Linked DNA regions of Homo sapiens: regions 2, 3, 4 and 5 are each linked to region 1. A link is an interaction called in ENCODE POLR2A ChIA-PET data of the cell type or tissue named here. Cell type or tissue: MCF 10A. All regions are shown on one strand. Links, peaks and the distances in the headings refer to the core of each region. The heading gives the core; the rest is flanking DNA.

Region 1 (5,979 bases), core at 701-5,700:
GACCCTACACTTCTTTTCTCCAATAATTTGTCCTTGTAATAGTCATTTGTACTAAAAATATATTTAAATACTTTTCCTTTGCTATTGTCCAAAATGTAACCTATGTCTCAGCACCACAAACTGACACAGGCTTCAAACGTTTGCAGAACACAGGTAAGAGGAAGCCACCTGCTGACCCATTCATTCTGCCAGCTCTTCCACTCCATCAGTCATCACCTCCTTCCCACACCCTCAGCTTCTCACCTCCACTTACTTTTTTTGACTTCTGTGCATGGGTGTCTTCTAAATCCCACACAACAACCTTCTCCTCTCTCCCCCTGCTCCTCCCTGTGTTTCACTTGGCCATAACCAGGCCTGCTTCCCCAGGAGGAAAAAAGAAGGGAGGGAATATGGGGGGCGGTGGAGAGGCCTGGGGCCAAATGACCCCTCAGGTCCCTTCCAGGTCCAACATTCTGTAATTCTGTGATTCCTTGCCCTAACCACCTGGTTTCAGAAAAGAAAACAATTGCCTGTCATAAATCAGTCATTAACTGAAGCCACATAAAATTTACCTTCCCCCACTTTAATATAAATGTTTCTTGCTATCTTGAGTTCGGTGAATGAAGTAACTGCTCCATACTCTTTTCGGGCCCAATTTAACAGATGTTCATTTCCATGGGGGAAGTTCCTTTCTTCTGTTTCTGCTGTCAAGGAGAAGTTTGCTGATGAAAACTGGACCACAGAACCCTCAGACACCTAGAGGAAAGAGAATTGCGTATTTAACATGGTGCAGTCACCGGAGCTGAATCATAATTAGAGAAAGTACTTCTCAAATCGAAGTGCTTGTAAATCGAACCTCTTCCCTTTGTTATACAAGCAGATCAGCGTTTTTAAGCAGCGGATTCAAGGAATAATCCCAAGCCTAGTCCTCCCAGACAAAGGCAAAACTACCAATGCAGGATGTCCCTCTGAACTCTGAAAGAACCTTGTGAGGACGGACTGCATTGCACATTGAGTAATCGTAAGAATTATCACTGCTATTTCCAAGAAATCTAAATCGAAGACCAATCTTACAATGAATGTATTTCAAGTCAAGTGGGAAGCCTTGATGAATGTTCTCGTGGGCTTATAAAAAGCTTCAGGATCAAGACAAGTGATCCCAAAGTCCTGCTAGCAACTGATCACGACTTTCAGGTCTTCCACAGTTGCAGCATCTGCCAACAGAGTCATCACAATAGGGAAACAGCGAGAGTCCTCTTGGTTTATGTTCACCTCAGCACTGAGATAAAAATGGCCAAAGGTTGCCAGCCTTTCTATCACATTGCTCTATTTCATAAGAGTGAGATGAATGTTTGTAACAGTTTATTGTGTAAGACCCCCAAATTCCCATAGATAATGAAGTCAAGAGGCTGTTAAACTGATCTAATAAAACTTTCAGGATGACGTATGCAAGTACCTCATTCTTGCTGAATGTATTTAGACCACTGCTGACCTAGCATATCATGGTATATGTGTAATTAACACATCCAAAGGAGGAAAATCATCATCTTGTTGCTGTGCTATAATCAAATTTAGTTGCTGGTGAAAATATGTATGCCATTTTTGTTGGCTAGCATTTATAAAATAACTGATTTTTTCAATGTCAGAGTGAAACCTCAAAATGTGGGCAAGAAGGCTCACAAATTCTCAGGTCATAGAACTATAAATGTCTTGTATTAAATTTCACATGAACCATTTATTCATAACGAAAAGCATGCAGTTTCTGAAGTAAGACTAAGAAGCAAGTCGAGGGCAGGGATTTTATTAGTGGTTCTATCACAGCAGCATTTTTAACACACACAAAATTATATTTTCCCAGCTACTGTGCTAGGCATTAATATTTTCTATACAATTATATAAACGTATCTTCTAAAAACGCTGGCAAAAAAAAGTACTTCAATTAATTGATTCCATGACCTACTAATGTTGCAAGCTGAAAACTAGAATCACCTGAAAAGTTTCTAGATATCCTGATGCCCGGGCCACACAGATGGTACAGAGCTACATGTTCCACTCTGGTTTTGTTTATAACTGGCATCAGGACATTCAGAAATGATCGTGACTACACTTGACAGCACTGATACGTAGTAAGTGTGCAGTCAGTGGTAGCTGTGTAGAACTACACAGGGCTCTGTGGAAGCCCTGAATTAATCACTAATAAACTCGGTGTAAACCAAAGCTACTCACAACAGCTACCACTGACTGCACACTTACTACGTATCAGTGCTGTCAAGTGTAGTCACGATCATTTCTGAATGTCCTGATGCCAGTTATAAACAAAACCAGAGGGGAACATGTAGCTCTAACCTTGTTTTGACGTCGCCTGAATAAGAAAAAAATCCTAGGTCATTTTCCTGCCAAAAAATAACCATGCCCACCTAAGTGTAACTTCTCTGAGGCTTAGCTACTCATCAACACTGAACTTCCAACAATGTTTATCTAATTTTTTGACTTTTGCACTGTAGTAAAATCTTCCTTTCACTTGTACTAAAAAGGCATTTTTATCAAGGCTGTCACCAAAACCCACAACAGTCCAGAGGCCTTTGTCCCACTGCCAGCACAGTTCTGAATGTTTAGACGAGAAACCCTGGATGTTCTGCTTCTTGTTTCTCATTCATGTTGTGGCCATAAACTACAGCAACCCTATATACATTATACACAGAGTACGTTTTTCAGAGCGGAAAGCGGGATGTCACACTGGTGCATTCCAGAGGCAAGAAAGCAAACAGCACAAATACAGAAGATATCAACGGCAACTCCGAATTGTGTCCTGAAGTAATTAAAGAGCGATGCCGTGATGAAGCTGGTGATGGGGCTGATTCGTGGAGGAGGAACAACTCCCTCTGCTCCCTCCAGGCATTGTTGTCCTCACGGGCCAGCAGCAATAAGCTTCATACACTCAGGGCTGAGGAATTTGGAACTGGAGTTAACTGCCACTCCTCAGGCACATTCCAATAAGAAGAAAGCAAAGCTGCAGTGAGGTGTCCCTGACTGCAGGTCAGTGGAAATTTTCAGCTTCAGCAAGGAGTGAGCTAGCACTCCCCTCCTGACTGCCAGCTCTCCTGACCCTGACAAGGCTACAGCTGAGTTTTAGAAGGTGTTGTTTTAGAAGGTATTGTTCAGATGTTATTTCCATCTGATTTGCGGAACTGTGAGGCAGGCTACGGTGACCTCTACAGCAGAAAAGCGGAAACCTCAGAGAGTCTAATGGCCTACCCAAGGCCAGAGAGTCATGCACCAGGCCCAGACCAGAACTTAAGACTTCTGACTCCTGGTCACAGCTGGCCTCTGCTTGCACCCTTCCAGAAAGAAGACCTCACTAGCTCCCAAGACAGCAGATTTCTGTTCTGTTAGATTCATTTTTTATACACTAGTCTGAGCCATGCCTACTAGAACAAAGAATTCCTTCGTCTTTCTTCCATGAGACAAGACTTCAGGTGTTTAAAGGTGTCATCTGACCTCAATCACATGTTTGCTTTTTCAGGGCAACACCCCTAGCTTCTTCAGTTCTGCCCCAGATACCCTGGTTGTCAGAGCGTCAACAGGATAGTCTCTGAAAGACGGTGTCGGGACAAGATTCAAGGTCTCCAGGTATGGTCTGAGAAGCATACTGTGATGGTTCATTTTATGTGTCAACTTGACTGGGCCACAGGTGCCCAGATATTTGGCCAAACATTATTCTGGGTATTTTGGTGAGGATGCATTTGGATGAGATTTAAATGTTAGTACATTGAGTAGGGCAGATTTCTCTCCCTGACATGTATGGGTTCATCCAATCAGTTGAAGGCCTGAATAGAACAAAAAGCTGACTCTCTCACAAGTAAGAATTCTACCTGATGGCTTTCAAACTGGAACATCAGCTCTTCCCGGTGCTACAGCAGCCTACAGGCCTTCGAACTGGAACTGGGGCACTGGCTCTGCAGATTTTGGACTTCTTAGCCTCTATAATTGCATGAGACAATTCCTATAATAAATCTCTTTCTCCATATATGTGAACACTGCATGAAGCATCCACATTAGCTTTGGCATCAGCTGAACCCTGCTATGATCTCATATTTACTAATTGATATAGTTTGCATATTTGTCCCCACCTAAATCTCATGTTGAATGGTAACCCCCAACGTTTCACATGGGGCCTGGTGGGAGGTGTTTGGATCATGGGGGCAGATCCCCCCATGAATGGCTTAGGCCATCCCCTTGGTAATAAGTGAACTCTCGTCTTGAGTTCACGTGAGATCTGCTCATTTAAAAGTGTGTGGCACCTCCCCCGACACACGTTCTCTCTCTTGCTCCTGCTTTTGCCATGTGTAAGTGCCTGCACCTGCTTCATCTTCCTCCATAAGTAAAAGCATCCTGAGGTCTCCCCAGAGGCAGATGTTGGTGCTATGCTTCCTGTACAGCTTGCAGAACCATGAGCCAATTAAACCTCTTTTCTTATAAATTGCCCAGTCTCAAGTATTTCTTTTTAGCAATGCAAGAACAGCCTAATAAACTAATCTATGCTTTAAACATAGAGCCAACAAAGATTTATGGAGTGCCTGCCTACTCCATTGTTCTCCATGCTGGAGACACAGTGGAGAGACACAGTGGAGAATATGACAGAAAAAATTCCCTGCCCTTATGGAGATTAAAGTCTAATAAGACAGCCAGAGGAGCACAATAAGGTCACTGAGAAGTTAAAGACCTAAAGGAGACGAAAGAACAAACCACACAAACATCAGGGCAAGGAGCATTCACAGTTGAGACGCAGCAAGTGTAAGGTCTGACATGGTGAAGGAAGACCAAGGAGGTCAGTGTGGCTGGACACAGGGCTGAGAGGAGGTTGGTAGGACACAGGGCTGAGGCAAGGTTGGTAGGACACAGGTCCCAGAGGAGACCAGTAGGCCCAACAGGACCTTGTAGACCGTTGTAAGGACTATTGAAACATCTACCAAATGTTTTCGCAGGATGGCTCTGGCTGCTATGTTGAGTCTAAGGGGAGACAAAAAGCAGGAGATCATTAGTAGACTTCCGGAATAATTCAGGTGAGAAACAGTGGTCACTCACACCAGGAAGGATGGTAGAGATGATGGTACCTAACCCCCCAAGGTCTTTTCACCAGTTCGAGGCTTTTCTATCCTATCCTTATACCCATAATTCTCCCAAAATAAATGCAAAGTCTTATAGTTATTCTTCAGACCCATATTTCAAGTCTGAAGAGACCATGTAAAAATCCTTATTTTATTAGCTATAAATAATTAAATTTTATAGCACACCTTCTGCACTTTCATCTAAATCCCTGAGAGGTTGACCAAGACAAGGCTGAAGTCTGTGACTCATACGTACACTCCCACACTAACCTGAGCACATTAGCAGTCCTTGCTGGGGTTCCAGGTTGTTCAGCCAACTACCAAGGGACCTCACAGAACCTTCCTCATCTTTGTAAGGGCATCATGCTACAACCCACCAAGAACCCTGCTGCATTAGTCCATTCTCACACTGCTATAAAAAAATACCTGGGACTGGGTAATTTACAAAGAAAAGAGGTTTAATTGGCTCATGGTTCCACAGGCTGTACAGGAAGCATGGCTGGGAGGCCTCAGGAAACTTACAATCATGGTGGAAGGTGAAGAGGAAGCAGGCGTGACTTATATGGCAGGAGCAGGAGGAAGAGAGGGAGTGGGTAGGTGCTACATACTTTTAAATAACCAGATCTCGTGGTAAATCACTCACTATGACGAGAACAGCACAAAAGAGGAAATCTTCCCATCCCCATGATCTAATCACCTCCTACTACCAGGCCCCACTTCCAACACTGGGGATTACAATTTATTTTATTTTATTTATTATTTTTTGAGATGGAGTCTTGCTCTTGTCACCCAGGCTGAAGTGCAATGGTGCGATCTCGGCTCACTGCAACCTCCACCTCCCAGGTTCAAGAGATTATTCTGCCTTAGCCTCCCGAGTAGCTGGGATTACAGG
Region 2 (5,979 bases), core at 424-5,423, 130 kb after region 1:
TCCAACAGTGCGTCTCGTCCAGTCACTTCAGCCTGCTCAGAGCACAGACAATCTTTGCAAATCAGAAGTAGTCTTAAAGTCCCTCCTTGCAATTTTCAAACTGCCTGTAAAACAAATTTCAATAAGAAAACTTAATGAAGAAACTTCATAAACAAACAGACACTAAAATTAAACAGAGAATTTCTGAAAAGCGTAATGTAAGAAATTTATCTTAAAAGATGCAAAATAGCACTCAAGCAAACTAGACTGAGGGCAGTGACTATCTAATAAAGATTTTTATAGCAAATACTTTTGCAAATGACATATTTGTTATTGGCTTTTTTTTTTTTTTTTTGAGATAGAGTCTCTCTCTGTCGCCAAGCTGGAGCACAGTGGCGCAGTCTTGGCTCACTGCAACCTCCGCCTCCTGGGTTCAAGCGATTCTCCTGCCTCAGCCTCCCAAGTAGCTGGGATTACAGACATGCGCCACTACGCCTGGCTAATTTTTGTATTTTTAGTAGAGATGGGGTTTCACCATGTTGGCCAGGCTGGTCTTGAACTCCTGACCTCGTGATCTGCCCACCTCAGCCTCCCAAAGTGCTGGGATTACAGGCGTGAGCCACCACGCCCGGCCCTGTTTTTGACATTTTAAATCTTTGGTTTTATAGAGAATTTTCAGAACTACAGAAGAAAATCAAGGTGCACCTGAAATATAACACCACCAGTTAAGTTGTGGTACCAAAGTAATCAATGACACTTGATACATGCAACCCTAGTGCCAGCAAGAAAACAAAACCAGCACTGATTAGAGACTCAATCTAATGTTATAATAACAGGGTTATCACAAGGATCAAATTAAGTTGTGCTAGGAATCAATCTGAAAAAAATAAAGAAACATAAAAAGGCAAGGTTCTTATTTCAACTGTTTGCCAACATTTTAACAGGAAAAAAGTCTTCCCTGTCTCTCAGCCCATCTGAGACTATCTGGTTACTGGACTCAAGGATCTAGAAGGTTCTTTCTAAGCTTTTCCTATCCAGAGTCTTCAATGAGAGTTTTGTGGTGGTTTGCCTAACTTGAATATTCCTCACACGGCCCTAATGGTCACTGATTTAGACACTCCAAAGTATATTTCTCCAGCCCTCTATCCCTGAGCCTGGCACAACTCACAGAAGTTCAATTAACAAACATGTACTGAGCATTTACTATGCTCCAGGCATGGTTCCTTCTCATCAAGAATAAAAGTTATGGGTAAAAGTGCAAAGACCCTCCCTGATCTAAGCCCTGGAAAAGGCAGAATGGTGGCATTTCCGGGAGCCATCTCACACACCTGGGGGTTGTGGCCTTGTCATCCTCACTCAGGAAATATCACGCAACAGGAGTTGCCCATAGCTACCTTCAGAGACAAAGCCAATGTGGGCGCTTGTAGATAACAGTACAAAAAAAATTATTTTAAATGAGTTTTTAATTAAATGGTCTTAATTTATTGCATCAAGTGACAAAGAGAGATATTTAAAATGGCTCTTTGCAATTGTAACTTTACCTATGAGAACGGGGGAAATAGGGTGACTGCAGGACAGGGGTGGGAGGGAGCAGAAGCTTTTCACTGAATTCCCTTCTGGGTTTTGTATTAATACCATGTGCAAGTATTACCTATCCAGAAATAATAACAGTAAAGTTCCAATTTCAAAAAGAATTTCTTAGATATGTCTTGAAACTAAATTATTATATAGGCAGGAGGCCACTATGGTTCAATCTTGATATACGATAGTGATTAAAATCCTAGTATGAATAGCATACGGATTATGATAAAGATTAAAAATCTGCCTGGGTGTGAATCCACTCTGCCCCTTACCAAATGGTAATGTTAGGCAGCTTACTCTTCTTGAATGAACATATCCTGTGGTAGGAAATGTATGGTAGGCTGTTGTGAGGATTCAGTTAGTTAATATACATACACAATGCTTAGAACAGTCCCTAGCACGTAACAACCAACCAAATAAATGTTAGCTACAATTACTGTACTGTATCACTACTTGTCCATTCTCTTTGAGCTATTTATACCAATAAAGTGGAGAAATTAAGATATAGCTATTTATGTAATTCTTAGCTACTGTAAATCCAGTTCAATCTTTTGTTTACTGAAAAATAAACATTACAACAGTCAAAAGGAGATAAGCTAAAGAGTGGACTCACTAAAAGAACAAAATTACCAGTCAAGTTGAGGCATAAGTCATCAATGACACAACGGTCTTGTCTCAAAAGCTGACTAAATTATAGAGATAATTTGGGAGCCATTAAACTGACTTATTATCCCTCTAAGTCGAACATTTCTGTCACCATAATTCCACATCAACTCTGATCATATGGAAATCTTCTCCGTTAACTTAAAAATTCAACCACCACAAAGAGGATCTGTCTCTATTTTTTTCCCTTCGAAATATTAGATTCCCTAAATTAGTGAATTGGTTCACAAGAACTATAGTGCCTCCTGCCTATATAATAATTTTGATAAGGAAAAACCTCTCTGAAACAATATGCTATTTCAGCAAATGTTAAAGACAACTTTTATAAAGCAAATCCCTGTAAGGAGATCTCAGAAGAAGATGACTTCCCAGAGGATTTTATGAAGCACATAAACTGTAAGCGGCACGAGGCTTGTGGGAATATTTAATGAGCTTGCGTCACCCTGCCCACAGCTGCAGTGGGTCTGAGGGTCTGTGCTGCGTTAATCCAGGGGCTTAAGCCAGGTCTGAACAAACCTGTGGAAAAGAAAGGCAAATGGTTCCATTAAAAATATAGGCTGCAAATTGCTGACAAGAATATTGGGCAATTATTAAAATGCAGCAATTACAGATATAATAGAGCCAAGCTAAACAGTTTGATGCCCAAAGGCAAACCACAGCAAGTTTACACCGGATCTTAAAACATCTCTGAGGAAGTCCTGGACAAGTTGAAACTACACACTGCTGTTTGTAACAAAAAGGGAGCTTTTCTTCTTTTAGCTTAAAAGTCTCTCCATAATGTAACTGTTCAAAAAGAAAATAAACTGCAGAAGGTTTTTGTCTAATCTCCCCAGTGTGGTGAAAGATTCCCAAGGCAGAGGAGAAGCAAAAGGGAAGTGTGTCATTCTCATTCAGCTGAACTCCAGTTTTGGCCACAACTTGTACACCTCAGTGCCTTAACACCCGACTTAGGAATCAGTTCCCTGGAATGCTGGATGGACTGAAGGCTTCCGAAAAGTTGTAGCTTTGATAAAACTAACGAAATACAAACTCCTCTTTCTTCTGTGAGGTTCTACCACACTGACTGCAAACATCAGGGACTCCCAATCCTGACTTTTTGACCTCAAAGAATCTCTGGACTTTATGAACTAAATGCTTTCTTTAGAAATATGGGTTCTGGCTGGGCACAGTGGCTCATGCCTGTAATCCCAGCACTTTGGGAGGCCGAGCTGGGCAGAACACCTGAGGTCAGGAGTTCAAGACCAGCCTGGCCAACCTGGCGAAACTCCAGCTCAACCAAAAATACAAAAGTTAGCCAGGCGTGGTGGTACGTGCCTGTAATCCCAGCTACTCGGGAGGCTGAGGCAGGAGAATCACTTGAACCCAGGAGAGGGAAATTGCAATGAGCCGAGATTATGCCACTGCACTCCAGCCTGGACAACAGAGTGAGACTCCATCTCAAAAAAAAAAAAAAAAAGAAAAAAAGAAAGAAAGAAATATAGGTTCTGTCTATGGAGTAGCCATTCCTTTATTCCTTTACTTTCTTAATAAACTTGCTTTCACTTAAAAAAAAAAAAAAAGTAGAAATACCTAATGTAAATGATGAGTTAATGGTTTCAGCAAACCAACATGGCACATGTATACCTAATGTATACCTATGTAACAAACCTGCACATTGTGCACATGTACCCTAGAACTTAAAGTATTTATTTAAAAAAAAAGTAGAAATATAAATAGGGTACTCTGAGATCATGAAAGAGCAATTTGGAATAATAGTCATTTTCCCCACATTTCAAAGCAACATGTTCCATTTAAAAGGTAGGTGAACTTTGATGAACTGAAGAACACTTAGTATTCATCAATGAACATAAGAAAATTCTGAGAACTTGGCCGGGCGCGGTGGCTCACGCCTGTAATCCCAGCACTTTGGGAGGCCGAGGCGGGTGGATCACGAGGTCAGGAGATCGAGACCATCTTGGCTAACATGGTGAAACCCCGTTTCTACTTAAAATACAAAAAATTAGCCGGGCGCGGTGGCAGGCACCTGTAGTCCCAGCTACTCGGGAGGCTGAGACAGAAGAATGGCGTGAACCCAGGAGGCGGAGCTTGCAGTGAGCTGAGATCGCGCCACTGCACTCCAGCCTGGGTGACAGAGCGAGACTACGTCTCCCAAAAAAAAAAAAAAAAAGAAAATTCTTAGAACTTAATGGGTTTAAAAAAAAAGCAAACAAATGTGCTGCTAATTCTGCTAATTTCAGAGATCCCCTGGGTTTATTTCTGAGTCCATTAAACTGAGCATACTGCCCCACATGCCCTCATGACCCAACAGAGTGCACAGGTAAAGACCAAGATTAGCTGAAAAAATCCCATCCAAATGAATCCTCAAAACCATCACGTTCTAAACCAATATTCAAAAGGATCTGGTTGGGTACAATATTCCCTAAGGTGAGGAGAGAAATCTTGCTCTATCTAAGAGAAAAACTGTGGCAAAATGGATGTCTGGCAATAGGCTAAAAACCAGTAAGAAAAAATTAGTAGCTTCCCCTTAGATGGCTAACATGGCCTGGCTACATCCATGAGTTGATTCAGAATCAGAACTAAACTAATCCCCATCTTCAGATAGATTTGGCACAATGAGAGAAAAAGTCCTAGATTTGGATAAGAAATCTTCGGAATCACATCCAAGCACAACTGATATTCAATAAATATTACTGCTATATGCCAGGCACTGTTCAAGATGCCAGGGATATAGCAATGAAAAAAAGACGCCAAAAATCCTGCCCTCAGGGAGCTTATATCCGAGTAAAAATATCATTTACTACTTCTCACAAGACATTTAATTTCCTGAGTTTCTCCTTTCAACAAATCTTTATTGCTTACTCTGCTAAGCAGTGGCCAAGGAGACATGTTTTTTGCCCTTGTGGGCTTAAAAGCTGGTGAGATAAACAGACAATAATCACAAACATGTAACTACACGATATAATCAGAGCTCTAAAGGAAAAGTATACGCAACCTGAGGATAAGCGAAGATTTTAAAAGTCAGGTGATGAATGACACTGCAGGCAGAGGAAGCATTACAGGAGGGAGGAGAGCTGCAGAGCTGAAAGGGAAAGAGAAGAGGAATAAGTTCAAGGAGGGGTTTAAACAGGGAATAGCGTGATCAGATGGGATTACTAAAGATTTCCCTCACGCTGTACAGAGAACAGACTGAAGGGAGGCCAGACTGCCTGGACAATCAGTTGAGATTCTCACAGCATGTCAGACAAGAAAGGATGGAGGTTTAGATCAGAATGGAGCCTCAGTTTCCTCCTTTGTAAAGAGTGTAACAGACAAAACTTAGCTACATCACAGAGTTGTTGCAAGAATCAAATGAGATTGTGCATGTATAGTATTAAAACTATCATTTATCATTAGCAAGCTGTTTCTACCAAAGAGATTTATTATCCTGAGGTATCAGATTAATTAGTCCCAACATTCTGTGGCTGCCAGTGGCAGGAAAAGAAAGGAGGAAGATTACTCTGGAACCACCTGTACTGGTAGGCACGGGGGAAGCAGTACGCACAGATGGTACGAGGAGAGCAGAGAAGCCTGACTCCACTCTGCCTGTTCTGTGCCGGCTGCCTTCAGAGGCAAGGTGGGCTGTCCCTCCAGAGCAGGCCCACCCTCATTCCTGGCTGGGAGCATGATCAACAAATCTGGCCCCAGCAGCCTTGGTTTCCTTGGGGCCGAACTTCAGTCCGTCCTTAAGAGCCCTTCCATCTATCCCAAGCACAACAC
Region 3 (5,979 bases), core at 518-5,517, 150 kb after region 1:
CTCTTCCTCTTGTACCTATAGGCAGAGAATCCACCCAATTGCAGAATTGGAGATTCATTCACAAAGGTCAAATGTCATCAGTCACCTGAATTACTGCAAAAATCTCCTCACTGAACCATTTTTTTCCTTACCAATATTCATTGAGCACTGACTATGGGAGAGCCCTGAGTCAGGCATTGGGAATACAAGTAGGCATAATATTCTGAAGGAATAAACAGTCCAGATGGAGCTAGCCTCTGCTTTTATAAAGTCTAAGTTTAAGGCCTTAAGATTTCTCCTAGACTCAAATTAAACAGTATTTGATATGGTTTGGCTGTGTCCCCACCCAAATCTCATCTCGAATTGTAAGTCCCACAATCCCCATGTGTCCTAGGAGGAACCCAATGGGAGGTAATTGAATCTTGGGGATGAGTTTTTCCTGTGCTGTTCTCATGATAGTGAATAAGTCTCACGAGATCTGATGGCTTTAAAAACAGGAGTCTCCGTGTACCAGCTCTCTCTGCCTGCTGCCATCCACGTGATATGTGACTTGCTCCTCCTTACCTTCTGCCATGATTGTGAGGTCTCCCCAGCCATGTGGAACTGTAAGTCCAATAAACCTTTCCTTTGTAAATTGCCCAGTCTCGGGTATGTCTTTATCAGCAGCATGAAAACAGACTAATACAGTATTTATGCCTTGTTAACAAGTTTTAGTTTCAAGTACAGATGTGAACACTTGAACTAGGTGTGAATATTTAATCCCACATTTAAATGCATCGGCCAGGTGAGGTGGCTCATGCCTATAATCTCAGCAATTTGGGAAGCCGAGGTGGGTGGATCACTTGAGGTCAGGAGTTCTAGACCAGCCTGACCAACATGGTGAAACCCCATCTCAACTAAAATACAAAAATTAGCCAGGCATGGTGGCGGGCACCTGTAATCCCAGCTACTTGGGAGGCTGAGGCAAGAGAATCGTTTGAACCCAGGAGGCAGAGGTTGCAGTGAGCTGAGATGGTGCCATTGCACTCTAGCCTGGACAAGAGCAACACTCTGTCTCAAAAAAATAAAATTAAATTAAATGTATCAATCATGTTAAGGCCTTCTAAATAAAATGGCCTGGTAGATAATTTAGGAGTGTCTTGTCTTTAAAGAGTGATGAAGTGACTGGTCCCCGTAGAGCCAGATTCACAACAGTAACCATCAACATCTGAGCCAGCGTGGGTACTGAATTCTTTTTTGTTTGTTTGTTTTTGTTTTGAGACAGAGTCTCGCTCTGCTGCCGAGGCTGGAGTGCAGTGGCGCAATCTCAGCTCACTGCAACCTCTGCCTCCTGGGCTCAAGCAATTCTCCTGCCTCAGCCTCCTGAGTAGCTGGGATTGACAAGCACGCACCACCATGCCTGGCTAATTTTTGTATTTTTAGTAGAGACGGGGTTTCATACCATGTTGGCCAGGCTGCTCTCGAACTCCTGACCTCAAGTGATCCACCCGCCTTGGCCTCCCAAACTGCTGAGATTACAGGCATGAGCCACTGCGCCTGGCCATGGGTACTAAATTCTATACATATAAACACATTTACTTCTCACAGCCCTCTAAGAATATGTATAAATGAGGCCGATATACATGCCTTTATACAAACTGAGATCTTGTCCACGATTCAATCTCACATCCACCGACCTCAAAACCTGTCCACGATTCAATCTCACATCCACCGACCTCAAAACCTAAGTCCTTAACCACCAGGTTCTTCTACCTGTCATCAGAAGCTTTATAGACTGGCAAAATAAAAGGGCTCTTTTTTTTAATTCTGAGCTATTTAGTTTCAGTAGATGATATGGAAAAACACAAGAAATTACATCAGTATTTACAAAATTAACAATGTCTACAGAGATGTTTTCTCTTTAAATCTTTACAATATGATATTAAAAGCAGAAATCCAGATACCTCAAGCATAGACGAAAGGTTTAAAATAAACTTGAATTTTTGGTTCCTGAGCAAAGCTCTATAAAAAAGGGTTCCCCTACCTCTTTTCTTTCTTTCTTTCTTTTTTGAGACGGAGTTTCCCTCTTGTTGCCCAGACTAGAGTGCAGCAGCGCGATCTCAGCTCACTGCAACCCCCACCCCCACCTCCCAGGTTCAAGTGATTCTCATGCCTCAGCCTCTCAAGTAGCTGGGATTACCAGCACCCACCACCATGCCTGGTTGATATTTGTATTTTCAGTAGAGACAGGGTTTTGCCATAACTCCTGACCTCAAGTGATCCACCCACCTTGGCCTCCCACAGTGTTGGGATTACAGGCGTGAGCTGCCGTGCCCAGTTGCCCAACCTCTTATTAATGGCAATATTAACTGATTTCTAAGGGAATGGATGCTCCCTTTCACTAATTTCTCATGGAGAACTGCATTCAAGCTACAGTATTTGTTACTGTAAGATACCAGCTTTCTTTTGGTCCAAAGTGGTTTCTTGGTCATTTGTTTGGAATTGTTTCAAACAGGATTGTAAGCAGGGGGGTGAAATTGAGGTGCATTACTTGCATTAAAAATGTTTGCCAGCAGAGTTTCAGTGATTTACTGAGGCTGTTTTTCATACAAGGAACCACCCCTCCTGTAGGTGTGGACTCACATGTTGACAGTGACTCAGATTTAGTGGCATGTCTCCAGATTCTGTTGATTAGCAGTTCACAGTCTGCTAATCAGACTTTCTTTAATCAGATAAAGTCTAAAAGACTTTATCATTAGAAAAATCATTTGGTTGTTTCTCTATAATCTTTTTTTTTTTTTTTTTTTTTTTTTTTGAGACACAGTTTCCGTCTTGTTGCCCAGGCCGGAGTGCAGTGGCGCCATCTTGGCTCACTGCAACCTCCACCTCCTGGGTTCAAGTGATTCTTCTGCCTCAGCTTCCCGAGTAGCTGGGACTAAAGGCACACGCCACCACGCCCTGCTAATTTTTGTATTTTTAGTAGAGACAAGGTTTCACCATATTGGCCAGGCTGGTCTCAAACTCCTGACCTCGTGATCCACCTGCCTCAGCCTCCCAAGGTGCTGGGATTACAGGCATGAGCTACTGTGCCCAGCTATTATCCTCATTTTACAGATTAGGAAATGATGCACAGAGAGGTTATGTAACTTGCCCAAGGTCACACAACCAGCAAGTGGCAGAGTCAGGTGGCCTGGCTACAGAATCCGTTCATGCTCTGAACCTCCACTTTGTGCTACAGGTGAAAGACACCTTCTACTCATAAAAAGAGAGTCTCATATTTCCTTTTTTTTTTTTGAAACGGAGTCTTGCACTGTCACCCAGGCTAGAGTGCAGTGGTGCAGTCTTGGTTCACTGCAACCTCTGCCTCCTGAGTTCAAGCGATTTTCCTGCCTCCACCTCCTAAGTAGCTGGGAATACAGGTGCCTACCACCACGCCTGGCTAATTTTTGTATTTTTAGTAGAGATGGGGTTTCACCATGTTGGCCAGGCTGGTCTCGAGCTCTGTGATCCAGCTGCCTCGGCCTCCCAAAGTGCTGGGATTACAGGTGTGAGTCACTGAGCCTGGTCTCTCTTTTTTTTTTTTTTAAGTTTACTTCAAAGGCTAAGTACAGTGGCTCAGGCCTGTAATCCCAGTACTTGGGAGGCCGAGGTGAATCACTTGAGCCCAGGATTTCGAGACCAGCCTAGGCAATGTGGTGAAACCCAGTCTCTACAAAAAATACAAAAATTAGCTAGGCGTGAGGGTATGTGCCTGTAGTCCCAGCTACTTGGGAGGCTGAGGTGGGAGGATCACTTGAGCCCGGTAGGTTGAGGCTGCAGTGAGCCGTGATCGTGCCACTGTACTCCAGCCTGGGCAACAGAACTGAGATCTGTCTCAAAGAAAAAAAAAAAAAACTCGATTCTTTAAAAACTTTCAAAAGATAAAAATGAAAGTTTGTTTAGAAGAACTATTACCCCACCACCACCACATAAAAATAGATTCCTTTCACTAATTTAAAGTTTGTCTAATACAGCCAACAGCTTGGAGGCAATTGCACAACTACTCTTAAGAATGTGTGACAGAACATGAACCAAATGTTCCAAAATTGTTGTGACAGGATGCTGATCTACAAACTACAGTATCTGCCCTTATTTTCTGCTCTGTTAACCTATTATCACAGACAGATTTACTACTTTATTTTTCAGATTCGCTCATAAAGACCCAGTTCATACTCGTTGGTGTTTTATTTCATCATAACCTAAGGCCATAATTTAAAGCCACATTTTCTATATCTATCTACGAGATTAGAATTTGGTTTTCGCTGATAAAATTGCAGCTGGCAAATTTCAATTAATGAGAAAAAATACAATCAGATGAACCTGTATGCAGAGCAGAGTCCAAAGCAGGCACTGGCTTCAGATCTGGGGAATTCCACAGAGATTTTGGACATAAAAATCCAAAGCAAATTTTCTCACAGTAACCGCAAGTTCCTGCAAACTCACCATTTCCTGTGACTGTGCAGAAGCCCCCAATGGAGGTTTCCACAGTACACCTTCAATTTCCCCCTCAGCAGGGATTCTGATGAAGCAGGAAACCTCACACCATTTCAAAGTGACAGTAAAACCCCCTGAGATCCCTGTGGTCTTAGCTCCTTAGGGTATGTGGCAGGACCTTGCTCTCCCAACAGCAGGGCTGGGATTCCAGAAGGAAAACTCCATCCTCAGCCCCACCTCCACAACACTCTGCAGAGAACTAGCCCCACCTCTTTTGTTTATCTGTTTTCTGTTTACTGGGTTTTGGTCTAGAGAAGAGAAAAAAAGAATCATGAATTATGTAATGTTATTTTGTGCTCAGGGGGACAAAAAAAGACAAGGGGCACCCGGAACATATATTAATGCCTGTAAATGTTTTGAATCTCAGCCCAAAATGAAAGTGTGCCAGAAACATAACTTTCTTATTTTTTAAAACTGAACTGAAGTTGCATTGTGAGTCCTTTAGTCAAATGAGGGTCTCCCTGAACCCTCTCTGTTCAGGGTTATACCTTGAACATTGAACAGAAATTAGTGAGGGCACCATCTCATCCTCGGATCATCATCTTATCTGTGCTTGATTGTTTCGTAATGAACATGTATCATTTTTACCAAGAGCCATGAGATGGTTATTCCCGAGATTTCAGAGTTTACTTGAAAGTAATACCAGTTTAGAGCTGAAAGAACTATATATGTGTATTACTATTCGTTTTGAGTTGCATCTGTGTGGTATTTCATCCAAAAAGTTCACAATACTTGCAAATATTAACCAAGGTAGCTTCAGGGAAATGCTTTATTCCTAAAGCCAACTGATCAAACATTTCCTTCCTAGTGCCTCTTGATACTCAGTTAACACACTAAAGAAAACAACCTCATTGACTTCATTTCAACAAGTAGAAGAAATGCTGAAAGTCTACTTCTAAAAATATCTAAATTTAAAAATTATTGCTGTTATTATTGGGTCTGTTATTATTACCCTTTATTGAGCACTTATTTTGTGGAAGGCCGTGTTGTAAGTTTGGGTTTATAAAATGTATTTTCTAACATATTTTGAAAATGGGCATATCCACATATTTGTCATAAAATTACCTGCTGTAACATTTCTTGAGTTTCTTTTAACATGTTGTCTAAGGAGAAAGAAGAGTTTCTTAACTTGTAACTATTTTTTTTTTTGAGACAGAGTTTTGCTCTGTCGCCAGGCTACAGTACAGTGGCGTGATCTCGGCCCACTACAACCTTCACCTCCCGGGTTCAAGCAATTCTTGTGCCTCAGCTCTCAAGTGGCTGGGATTACAGGCACGTACCACCATGCCCGGTTAATTGTTGTATTTTCTGTAGAGCAGGGTTTCACCATGTTGGCCAGGCTGGTCTTGAACTCCTGACCTCAAGTGATCTGCCCATCTCGGCCTCAAAGTGCTGGGATTACAGGTGTGAGCCACTGTGCCCAGCCCAACTTGTAACACATTCTTTAAGATTCAGGAATGAGTTAAATAGAAATTTGTTTTTATGTTG
Region 4 (5,979 bases), core at 326-5,325, 170 kb before region 1:
AGCCTCAACTGAATTGCTGGAAACCTCACTTAGCAGGCCACAGGGATGGAACACACGTTGCTTGGGATCACTATGGGAGCCTCCTCACTGCCATGTGGTCTTTTGTTTGTTTTGTTTTGGCTGGAATGCACTGGCATGATCTTGGCTCACTGCAACCTCCACCTCTTGGGTTCAAGCAATCCTTGTGCCTCAGCCTCCCAAGCAGCTAGGACTACAGGCATGCACCACCACACCTGGATAATTTTTTATTTTTAGTGGAGACGGGGTTTCTCCATGTTGGCCAGGCTGGTCTCAAACTCCTGACCTCAGGTGATCCACCCACCTCGGCCTCCCAAAGTGCTGGGATTACAGGAGTGAGTCACCACACCTGGCCTGCCAGGTGGTGTTTACTCTCCTCCCTGGCACTCCCTTGAGGACCAAGTGGCTCACCTGTATTCCACATCAATGACATCCTTTCTGGAACAGCTTCGAACCTTTTAATGCCCCATGACCACATCTCCTGGTTATCATGTTGACCTCTTTTCCATGGAGTACTAGTCATCCTTGGCTTCAACATGGAGGTGGGGAAATTCCCCCAGAAGGGATACGATTGTCCTTTAGGCCACAAGACATGAAGTTTGGTCACAAAGTTAACAGTGGCAGTTATGCTTGCCTCTCCAGCATCGGTTCTCCCTTCCCTCAGTGCCTGTACTGATTGTCATTCAGGTATACACACTGCCCCAGGGCAGCCTTGACTTTGGGCAACATGTAGGTGAATATTCTGAAAACATTCACAGACAAATTTGAGTTCAGATCCTGGTTCCACCATGTAGTAAACGTGCCACCTGCACAAATTAATTGCCTGTTTCAGCCTCAGTTTCCTCATCTGTATGAAAGTATAGAGAAAAGGAAACTATCATGTAGAATTATGATATGGATTAGGAATAATATATTCTGTAAAGTGCTTGCTTTCTGGTATTATTATTAACAGTTATTAATCCCTTCGGAGGGGTTTGTATGCCAGGTTGCTTCTTGGCGTTATTTACAGTCAGCTGAGAGCAAATGGAATGTGGAAATGAACATTATGATGGCAGACAAGGCTAGGAAAAAATGCAGAGCAGAGCACAAGTTCTGGACAGCAGTCTGGAGTCTGGTGGTGCCAAAACTTGGCGGGGCACAGTGGCTCATGCCTGGGATTCCAGCACTTTGGGAGGCCGAGGCGGGAGGACTGCTTGAGCCCAGGAGTTTGAGACCAGCCTGGACAACATGACGAAACCTCATCTCTACAAAAAATTTAAAAATATGCCGGCTGTGCTGGTACATGCCTGTGGTCCCAGCTACTCAGAAGGCTGAGGTGAGAGGATTGCTTGAGCCTGGGGAGGTCGAGGCTGCAGTGAGCCATGTTTGTGCCACTGCACTCCAGCCTGGGCAACAGTGCAAGACTCTGTCTCAAAAAAAATTGGAGGCCGAGGCAGGCGGATCATGAGGTCAGGAGTTTGAGACCAGCCTGGCCAACATGGTAAAACCCAGTCTCTACTAAAAATACAAAATTAGCCAGGTGTGGTGGCACACACCTGTAGTCCCAGCTACTTGGGAGGCTGAGGCAGGAGAATCGCTTGTACCTGGGAGGCAGAGGTTGTGGTGAGCCAAGATTGTGCCACTGTACTCCAGCCTGGGTGATGGAGTGAGACTCCATCTCAAAAAAAAAAAAAAAAATAGCAGTACTAAAAATAGGCCTATTTCAATCCTAGTTTATTAATTAACTATAATCAACCTCCCAATAAATGAACCTCAGTGAGTTGGTTTTCAGTGGGTTGTAAGCCAAGACCAGTCCAAAGTGATCTCTGAGCTGGACCTCCCATGGCCTTATGCCAATTTCTGAAATATTGTCTCACTTATTTCCTACCAATATGCATCCATCACAAACTCAGATGATACAACTCATTTCTGGGTGTTTTCTTCTTAAAGCCTACAGGAACAATTATGGACAGTTTCAAATCATACAAATATCTACTATTTAGTGAGCACCTACTATATAGCTTTGAATCCTTATTCTGCTCTTGCAGGCTTCTTATCCCCATTCTACACCCAAGGAAGGAAACAGAAGCTCAGAGAGGTTAAGTGACTTACCCAAGGTCTCCCACCTAGTAAGTGGCTGGGCCAGGATTCAAAGCTAGGACTGTCTGACTTCTTTTTTACTTCGTCTTCTAAAGCTCCAGGCTAGAATGACTGACTTCTTTTTGATGATGCAAAGCTACCTCTTGATCCTATTACCCCATCAATAAGTGGGTGTGTGTGAGAGAGAGAGAGAGAGTGTGTGTGTGTGTGTGTGTGTGTGTGAGTGACAGAGAGAGAGAGAGAGGTGTCCTCTGGGCCTAGAACAGCTGGCAGGATCCTCTTTCACCTTATATACTGCTGGTGGAGCCAGGCAATGATTGAATGTGCAAAGTCACAGAGTAGGAAGCGGAGGTAGGTCACTCACAAAGGAGAGCCACAGGAAGGAAGGAAAGAAGGGAGGGAGAGAGGAAGGTCAAGAGGGAGGGAAGGAAGAGGAACGGAAGAAGGAAGGAAGAGAGAAAAGAAAAAAGGGAAGGCGTGAAAGCAGGAAACTGCTTTCTCCTGTCTTGTTAAGAGTGACTCAGAGGGACATTTCCAGAGGGCTGGCCAGTAAAGAGCAGCCTTTCCCCGTGAGGAGGGTGGAGAGCATGGCTGCTGGCGGAGCTCCATCACTCTCACTCACAAGGCATGTGCCCTCTGAGGAGGGTGTTGACAGCACCATTTTCACCTCAGAGGGAGAGGCGTTTCTGTTCACATGGAAGGGCACATGTGAGGGGTATTTGGTCAGGAATGCATTACAGACTCAAAGAAGAAGCTGGCATGCCCAAGAAGAGTCACTCCAACGTGGAGAAAATGCAACCAAGATGTTGGCTCAGATGCTCACAAGAGGCTGCCAGAGATGGTCTCAGAGTCCCCAGTTCTGAAGCACCCTCCAAGTACTCAAAGATCTGCATCACAAAGGCTGTATTAAGAAAGCACAGAAATTTTACAGTCAGAACATTTCTGTAAACACGTTGGTTTAATCCCAATTTTACAGCTCAGCTACTCTCTGTAACACACAATCCATAAAGCATTTACAATATTGTTCAAAATCTATACACTATTTACATTCCCTGCCCTCCGTGCAGGTACGGTGAATCGAGGAACTTGGCCAGAGTCCTGGAGAAACAGCTAAGACTCAAGAAACCACAAAAACTAGCAACAAGAACCCTGAATAAGACGTGTAAAGAACAGGGAGCCCCAAAGACAAGTCCTCCAAATCAGGAGGATCCGGTCACATGTGGGCAAACTCAGGGAGATAGGAGTCCTTGGTAGCCTCCTCCAAGTGACCAGATGGATGATCAGCCCTACCTCACAGCCCATGGTTTATGCGAATCTGTTTTTCTAATACTCCATCAAAAAGCACCTCCCTTTGGTTACTCAGTGAGGGGCATAAATGTCCATTGTGGGCTGATGCAGTGGCACGCGACTATAATCCCAGCTACTCAGGAGGTTGAGTGGGAGGACTGCTTGAGACTAGGAGTTTGAGTCCAGCCTGGGACACATAGTGAGACTCTGTCTCTGAAAAAAGAAGAAAAAATGTGGATTGCTTCTGGCCATTCAAATTTCTCCAGCAGTAACCTGGGCCCTGGGATATTTTCCCCAGTATGGTCCTTGGTCACTGCCCTGGGCCTGTTGACATGGCAACTACACCCAATACGGCTTTACAGGTCAGCCTCTGCCCACTCAGGGCAGGCTGCCCAAAAGGAGCCCAGGGCTGGCAGGATCTCTTGCCTGGCCCTCAAGTGAGTTCACCCCTCATAAGGGTAGACCCAGGTTCAGCGAGTCCTCAAGCCCATATAATTTCTGCCCTTTTAAAGAAAAGGAACACAAAATTACAAACTGAAAGTGAGGTACAGGGCCTGGGGAGAGGCCGGTACAAGAGAAAGGCCCCAAAGCGTAAGCCTACCTTTGAAATAAACCCACTTCTGCCTTTCCCTAAGCTCTGACCACCCAAGGAGGTCTTCAATGGCTCCTCTCAGGTGGCAGGAAGCCTCTGGGCCTGGCATGGCTGGCAGGATCCATGGCAGTAGGCTTCACCTAATTTCCTTGGCACACAGAGATGCTTAATTGTTGATTTTCAAGCTCAGAGTAGAAAGCAAAAAGATCAGGATGAGAGGTAAAACAAACTCAGCAATACCGAGGACTATTCATAGTTTGAAGAATTGGGTTAATCAATTCAAAAGTAATCATTTTAAAAAATCATTTTAGAAATTGTTATTATACAGAATATTTGCTGTTTTAAATGAACTTACGGGATATTGTTCACCAGCATATAGCATTTTACATTTATCGATTTTTGTTGTTTTTGCTGTTATTCTTCAATCCTGTAAATCCCTGGAGACCCAGCTCAACCACTGCCTTGGGACCCAACACCCTAAAAATGGATCTATTACTCAGCTACACACTGAACTCAGTAAAATGTTCTGCCTTTTGCCTCTACAGCAGCCTGGCTGCCAACGAGGACAAGTCTAAGGCAGGAAGTACATCTCACGTCCTGCTTAGATTTGATCCTTTGGCTGCTCAAGCTGCTGTGATATAATGAATAGAAGAAAGAGACATCTCAGAATCCATAGTGAATTAGACCAGTGAGCCAAGTAGCCATGTCAAGCAGGGACAAACAGCCCCCTGCCTCACAGGGGATGGAACCTATGTCTGCAAAGGTACAGGCAGCGCCTCAGACCGGAGTGGACCTCAAAAACAAGGGCTCCAACCCAGCAGCAAGACCTGGGTCCAAAAGAAAGTGTCCTTTGGATGCCACAGGCTTTGTTATTGGAAACCCCAGGCCAGAGAGGGAACTGAAACTGTTTAATTAGGGACATACCCGCGTGTCAGGAAACCAAGTGTGACCCTGGGAGGGGTAAAGTTCCGGTTGGGAGGAGACTTGGATGGGTAAGAGGAGGGCGGTGGGACAGGCAGACGCACCCAAGGGAAGGAAAGGACCGAGATAGGGCAGCCAGCTGCCCTTGGCTCCGAGTCCTGAGGAGGCAGCATCTCTTCTGTGCACAGACAGTTCTTTAAGGATTGAAGCTGGGCTGCCTCAACCCGCCCAGGAGAGCAAGGGCGACCAGGACCATCCCTCTGACTCCTTTTGACTGGAAGGCAACAAAAGTGTTTTCAGGAGGTTCTCTGCTCATATCAAATCTCCTCACTTTGGAAACTTCTTGCTGGCATTTCCTGGTTGCGTCTGCCTCTTCTCAACAGACTTGAAGGTCTCTGGGAGAACATGCCTTATCTAATTAATAATCGCTTCCTCTTATTGAACTCTTACTGTGTGCTAGGAATTGTCCCAGGTATTTTACCCTAAATTGTCTCACTTACTTCTCCCAATGCAATTTTTTACCTCATGAACTCAATGCTTAGATCCTAATTTATTTGCCTGAGATCTCATGGCTAGTTAGGTAGGTGTAACTAGCATGCGAGCCCAGAATGTCTGACTCCAAAGCCGTTTACTAAAGGTTTGTCAAATTCATTGAACTAGTTCCTACTGGATGTGAAAATAAGCATATAATCAACTCTTTTTAACTTTTATTTTAATTTCATGGGTATATGTGCAGATTTGTAAGTAAACTTGTGTCATGGGGGTTTGTTGTACAGATTATTTCATCACCCAGGTATTAAGCCCAGTACCCATGAGCTGTTTTTCCTGATCCTCTCCCAATAGACCCCAGTGTCTATTCTCCTCTATGTGTTCATGAGTTCTTATCATTTAGCTCCCACTTACAAGTGAGAACATGCAGTATTTGGTTTTCTGTTCCTGCATTAGTTTGCTATGGATAATGGCCTCCAGCTCCATCCATGTTCCTGCAAGGGACATGATCTCATTCTTTTTTACGGCTGCATAGTATTCCAGAATATAATCAGCTCTTGACTTGCAATTATTAAAAATAATTCCAAAGAAAT
Region 5 (5,979 bases), core at 707-5,706, 110 kb after region 1:
TACAATTTTAAGTAGGGTGGTTAGACTGGGACTGAGCCTAGAGGTACCATATAGATGAGGAAAACTACCAATACACAGCCTCAATCCACTTCACTTGGGTTCTCCTGTCCCCCACTGGTCCTGATCCTCAGCACCGCCACCGTTCTTGAGCATTCATCTTTACCCTGTAACTTCCAGTTAAAGACCAAGTCACTGCCTCAAAAGAAAACAAGGTCTTTTCCATCCAGGTGCTCAGTTCAAATCCACCTGGCTCAGCCAACAGCTCCTCAGCCATCTCCCAAGGACATTCCCCAACCTGCTTTTTCTCCATTGGGAGCACAAAGCTAAACAGCAAATGCATTCTGCCCATAATAAGGTTGTTCTAGCTCTCTCTCCCCCTCTTTTCCTACACATATATATTGTCTAAATAAAGATTAACTTTTTGAAGACCTAACTACTATGTGCCATAAACTTCTGGCTGCTTTACAAGTATTTTATCCTCATCAAATCAAAGGAATAGGTATAATTAGCAGTATTGTATAGATAAGGCAACAAAAGCTCTGCAAACCACAAAACTGGGACTCAAATCTCCAAAACAAAACAAAACAAAAAGTTGGGGGGCAGGGAGAGCACTTCTTATCCACACCCTCTCCCAACTCCATCACTCCCATTGTACCACTGTGGTATTTCCACTGTACTGCTCTAAGTAAAACTTACGGAAAATAAAGAAACTGGGCATCAATAAAGTCTGTTTAACAGCAACATTATATTTCAGGATCAGATCTAATTTTTGTACCAAAAATATGCCTGAATAATAGAACTGCAACTTAAAAGACTGATTAAATATGTCCACCATGTGTTACGGACTGAATGTGTACCCCCCTAAAATTTGTATGTTAAAATCCTAACCCCAGTGTGATGGTATTGGGAGATGGGGCACGCTAACAGGTGGAGCAATTAGGTCATGAGGACAGCGCTCTCATGAATGGTATGAGTGTCTTAAAAGAGACTCCAGAGAACTCTCTAGTTTGTCTTTTTGAGGACTGTATCCATGTGAGGATACAATGAAAAGTCATCAGTCTGCAATTTGGAAAAGGCCCTTTCCAGAACCTAACCATGCTGGCATCTTGATCACAGACTTACAGCCTCCAGCACTGTGAGAAAAATACATTTCTGTTGTTTATAAGACATACAATCTATGTGTGACTTATATGTGACTTTGTTATAGCAGTCCAAACTAGGTAAGTACTATGGTAACATTTTCAAAGAATACTATTTCCAGTAGTTTCATTCATAATAAACGTGATCCTCTGGTTTATATGCATTATCTCATTTATAATCCTCACAAGAACACAACTGAGACAGGAACTACTGATACTTCAATTTTACAAATGAGGACACTGAGCCTGTGGTCACACAGCCTATGATCTGGACCTGAACCTGTGTGCCTGAATCCAAAACCCAAGGTCACAACTAGTGCACGATCCTGACTCTCTGACCTTTCATATGTCTCTGTCAAGACCACTCTTGACACTGTGGTGGAGAATTACTTTCCCTAAATAAAGGTGCAGCAACCCAACAAAGTTACTCTTCATCTTGATAAAGCCCTCAGGTATTACCCACATTCAGAGGGTAAAATCTCTACAAAATCCTTTTGTTACAAGTCCAAAATGAAAGTTCACTGGAGTGACTCTGTTCCAGCGAAACTCTGCTGGGAAAGCCCAACGGCCTGATGGAAAGGCACAACATCCAATCTTTGGGTTCCAAGACTGCCTCTAACTCTGACATTTAGTCCAAAGGAACAAGGATATTCATTTTACTACATCTCTTGCTCAGCAACACTAGCCTTCAGCCTTAAAGAACATATCTCACAGTACACACTGAGCTTTGAGTTCCTACAACTTAGAGCAAAGGCAGCCAGGCCGATAACTCACTTTAGCAATAGCCTTAGTTACACACCCCTGAGCTCACTCTCCAGGAAAGTCAGAGGGAGTATCAGTTTTCATCATTATTAATGAAGAGTAGATTGAAGAGGATAGCATTACAGCTCTAAAACAGAGGTTCTTAAACATAATTCTAATAAGACAGACATGATGAATCTTGTTCACATTTGGACACACTAGAGTCTTCAAAAGAAACTAGTGAAAACTACAAAAGCAGTGCTGAAAGAAATTAAGGAAAACCTAAACAAATGAATGGGTGTACCATGTTCATGAATAGCAAAACAGATACTACAGGCAACAAATTATGAGCACTTTTCATTCTATCACTTGTAATCCTAACTTCTCTTTCTCCCTTTGAAATATTTTTAAATGCAAATAACCATACTTATTTTAGAATAACCTTGAATTTAGTTTTATCTTTTTGAGGAAAATCATTTAAAGTCTTCAATTTAACTATCAGTTGTAATGTTATTCATGATATCTCACAACCTAACTGGGATATACAAGTAGGTCTTGTTATACAGAATTACCTCTCCAAAATAAAAGCATAATGAGACCTTTTAACCATAATAAAGCAGCAAAGAAAAATCATAGTCTTTTGTCAGTACAAAGGCTTTCATAATTCCTCATAGCTCTCAGATCTGTGTTTCTATCAACTCAAAAAGTTGGCTGGGAGTCATATGACAGAAAGGGTTAAAAATACTAAGCTGCTACTCTAGACCTGCTGGCTGAGGAGCAGGCAGGTTGCCCAGGGTTTCAGGATAGCCCGCCTCACACAGAGTAAACGTAGGGGATGCTGTACACCCAGGAATAAATTCCTCAACCAGTGCATACTCTCCTGAGGCATTCTTGTAAGCTTTTTCCAAGTTGAGTAATAAACAGAAATAATAGATTTTTGGGGGCCTTTCCTGAGTTCAGGGAGATCTGACAACATCACGAAATGTTTCGGCACAGTCCTCTGAAATTTTTCATTAGAATTCTTTTCTTCTGAATCATGTTAATAAAGTAAGATTTGGTCTGGGATTTGTACATAAGTACTTACTCACATGTTGCTCAAGCCCAAAAGGACAAGAAAAAGACGCTGAGGCCTGTCAACAGGAGGCAGGGCCAGGCTCAGGAACTGGAAGATTACTGGATGGATGTTTTCAAACAGAGCTACACACAGCTCCCTTATATAACACTCAATTGGCTTTTAGATAAGTCTGAAATATCCTTCTATACTTTGATCTTCAGCTGTCTCCGTTGCCTTCAGAGTCAACAGAAACTGGCACTTGGCTCCAAAAGCCTCAAATCTCTCTCATCTATAAGGGACAGGGACTTCTATTATTTGTCTACAATTTGTCAAGCTGAGTTAATTATAGGTGTTATCATTCTATATGTCAAATGTAGCAAAATAATGCAAACCTGTTTACCTGTTTCTTCCTTTCCTGCATGTAGTATACCCTGACCTTAAATTGGCATGCACTTGATTTCAAATGAAGATTTTTTTAAACAGCATCTTCCAACTGCAGTAGCAGTTGGAAAATTCACTTTTTGCTGACCTGGGCCACCTAAACAGAGGACATGAGGAACCTGACTTGTTTTATTTTAAGAAGAAAAAACTATTTAAAGCCCTGATCCTGGCTCCTTTGAACATTTAACACTTAAAACCTGAATTGTTACACTACAAACTAGAGTTCCTTTTCCTCTATTTAAGAAGAGGCCCTTGCGAAGAATTTATTTAGTTAATGAAAGTTAAACAATTGTGTTTCTCTCACAAAACAAAAATAAACAAAACCTCTTGAAGATGGTCTCTGGGCTCTCTAGGTCTGCAAGTGTCCATATGAGCTCCCTCACGGAGAGCCTAGAGCAGTACACTGGCAGTTTAGAAAACAATATAGCCACAAGCACTTCTCCAAAAAGAAAAGCAACTCCCCTCTTGGCCCAATTCCAAAACGCAATTGAGCCGGGTAAGGTCCAAGCTAATCTCTGTACCGTCTCTCTGCCAACTTTCTCCTGCAGGCATTAGGTTTTTCAGCATGGGCTTTGCAAATAATCTAACAATTAATTAGTGCTTTTGAATTCACCCCATACCATTAATGGAACACTGCCAGACAGCCTTTGATAGGGTATTTCTAGAGCTAATTAAGCTTGGCAAAACAGAGGACACAAACTTCCTGGCACTCACAAGGGCCAGGCTGAGACCTGGCAGGTGACAGACAGTAAAGTTGTCCTTACAGATAATCCTGGGGTGATGAAAATGGCAGGCTGCTTGGATCAGGCTCTCGGAGTCCTCTATAATATGCCAGACCCTACTCTCAAATTATATAACTATCAGGCTTTTCGCATTTGAGCTATTCTTTCACCCTGAAGACATTTTTTTTCTTCTGAGTGAAGATTTGATACTTAAAAGTTTGGTATTGCTTCTAGTCCACACCCCATCCTGTCACCCCCGAAAAGGGTTAGTTTAGAAAAAAACAAAAAGTTGTATACTAGGTTTTTTTTTACTATATCTTAAAATAAATCTCATCTCAAAATGTCCTTCTTCCAATCAAAGAGTCCTTGCATAATCCAAGATTTCTCACTCCTATAACCTCAGTCACGTGGGAAATCTATTTTTTTCACTATCTAATGTCACACAGAATTCCAGACTGCTCCACATGCATGGACAGCAACATAAACACATTTTTGGGAGGGCTAGAAAAAAGCTAGCAGGGGGGCAAAAAGAAAAAATATTGTTACATTCCTCAGGACTTTTCTGGTTCAATTTCAAAAGCAGAATGACCACCACCTGAGTCTTGCGGCGAGCTCCAGAGCTGTACATAGGTTGTACGCTGCCTCTCCAAAAACAGTGATGAGGCCAGAGAAAGCAAATCAGAAAACCTTATAAACTACTCAATGGCAGTGTAAACAAATAAAAGTTAGTTTAAAACACAACTTTTCAGGCACAGAGCTTAAATATTCTCAGTCTTATCCCCACTTATAATAAATGTGGTGTCAGGGTGCTTAATAAACATCAATTACAACTTACAGAAATTTTTCCCTTCTAAAAAATGTTAATTTTTTAAAAGCTCTAGACTGGAGTGTGATTATAAGAATAAAGTAGGGCCGGGCGCGGTGGCTCATGCCTGTAATCCCAGCACTTTGGGAGGATGAGGCAGGCAGATCACCTGAGGTTGGGAGTTCGAGACCAGCCTGAGCAACATGGAGAAACCCCATTCCTACTAAAAATACAAAATTAGCCAGGCGTGGTAGTGCATGCCTGTAATCCCAGCTACTCGGGAGGCTGAGGCAGGAGAATCGCTTGAACCCAGTAGGCGGAGGTTGCAGTGAGCCGAGATCACGCCATTGCACTCCAGCCTGGGCAACAAGAGCAAAACTCCATCTCAAAAAAAAAAAAAAAAAAAGAATAAAGTAGGAAGTCAATGGGGAAACCTGAGCTAGAAAATTAGAGCCCTGCTAGCAGAAATGAGGTATACCCAACTTTTAACTTTTAGTCCCTAACTCCAGAGCCACCCTCGCTAACCCACCTAAAGTCCCCCTTTTATCCACTCAGCCCATATCACCTCTCATTACCGAAGAGTCCCTTGGCCACAGGTTCCGGGACCAATGACCCCGCCCTCAGTGACCCAACACGAATCTCCTACCTTGGTCTACTAAGTCACAAGGCAAGAAATGAGACAAGGCAAAAGAGGCACATAAAAGGAAGAAATGGTGGGGGCGGGAAGAATTCCTTCTTTAACAACTGTTAGGATTATGTCAAGGTGTAGCCCCAGCTAATAAAGATGCACCTGGTTTCTGCAGGTGCACCACACTTACAGTCAGAGAGCTAAAGGCATCTGTGGAACTCACTGCCTCAAACCAACTTCCTCTCCAGCACATGGATCCCTCTGACCCAAACAAGTTTACCAAAGGTGTTCAAGGTAGCTGTTGTAAAGGCATGCTAAAATCAAGCTCCCTTTTATGGCACTAAGAAATTGTCTAGGTGTTTGCAGTTTCTGTGTTACAATTTGTGCATTGAGAAAACAGATGACCTATGCTGTCAAATGTGGTCCTCAGACTAACGGTATCAGCATCT

Evidence for each region. Peaks named below come from ENCODE experiments on the same cell type or tissue, not always from the same donor. Only the 100,000 strongest peaks of a DNase experiment are listed, where the experiment ranks them.
Region 2: POLR2A ChIA-PET joins it to region 1 with 11 read pairs; 3 of 35 experiments call an interaction of 5 or more read pairs at or near these places.
Region 3: POLR2A ChIA-PET joins it to region 1 with 10 read pairs; 4 of 35 experiments call an interaction of 5 or more read pairs at or near these places.
Region 4: POLR2A ChIA-PET joins it to region 1 with 10 read pairs; 5 of 35 experiments call an interaction of 5 or more read pairs at or near these places.
Region 5: POLR2A ChIA-PET joins it to region 1 with 35 read pairs; 3 of 35 experiments call an interaction of 5 or more read pairs at or near these places.

The regions. Positions count from the first base shown.
Region 1 is chr1:91,734,225-91,740,203 of GRCh38, forward strand. TGFBR3 (transforming growth factor beta receptor 3) reads right to left here. Exons shown (of 17, transcript NM_003243.5): 5 at 552-735. Among named protein-coding and RNA genes, the nearest start is that of TGFBR3, 150 kb to the right of the region's middle. RefSeq lists an enhancer at 2,531-3,730. In MCF 10A, for the core only: no CTCF peak of the experiment used is centred there; a DNase peak (open chromatin) is centred at 2,917.
Region 2 is chr1:91,861,541-91,867,519 of GRCh38, forward strand. It overlaps TGFBR3 (transforming growth factor beta receptor 3), which reads right to left. Exons shown (of 17, transcript NM_003243.5): 2 at 1-104. Among named protein-coding and RNA genes, the nearest start is that of TGFBR3, 22 kb to the right of the region's middle. In MCF 10A, for the core only: no CTCF peak of the experiment used is centred there; a DNase peak (open chromatin) is centred at 2,981.
Region 3 is chr1:91,887,664-91,893,642 of GRCh38, forward strand. It overlaps a transcript of TGFBR3 not described here. Among named protein-coding and RNA genes, the nearest start is that of TGFBR3, 4.5 kb to the left of the region's middle. In MCF 10A, for the core only: a CTCF peak has its summit at 2,803; DNase peaks (open chromatin) are centred at 2,598 and 3,588.
Region 4 is chr1:91,567,304-91,573,282 of GRCh38, forward strand. LOC102723436 (a long non-coding RNA gene) reads right to left here and starts at 2,210. Exons shown (of 5, transcript XR_007066219.1): 1 at 2,110-2,210; 2 at 430-865. In MCF 10A, for the core only: no CTCF peak of the experiment used is centred there; DNase peaks (open chromatin) are centred at 2,288 and 2,668.
Region 5 is chr1:91,842,315-91,848,293 of GRCh38, forward strand. The region is part of intron 2 of TGFBR3 (transforming growth factor beta receptor 3); the gene reads right to left. Among named protein-coding and RNA genes, the nearest start is that of TGFBR3, 41 kb to the right of the region's middle. In MCF 10A, for the core only: no CTCF peak of the experiment used is centred there; DNase peaks (open chromatin) are centred at 2,887 and 3,857.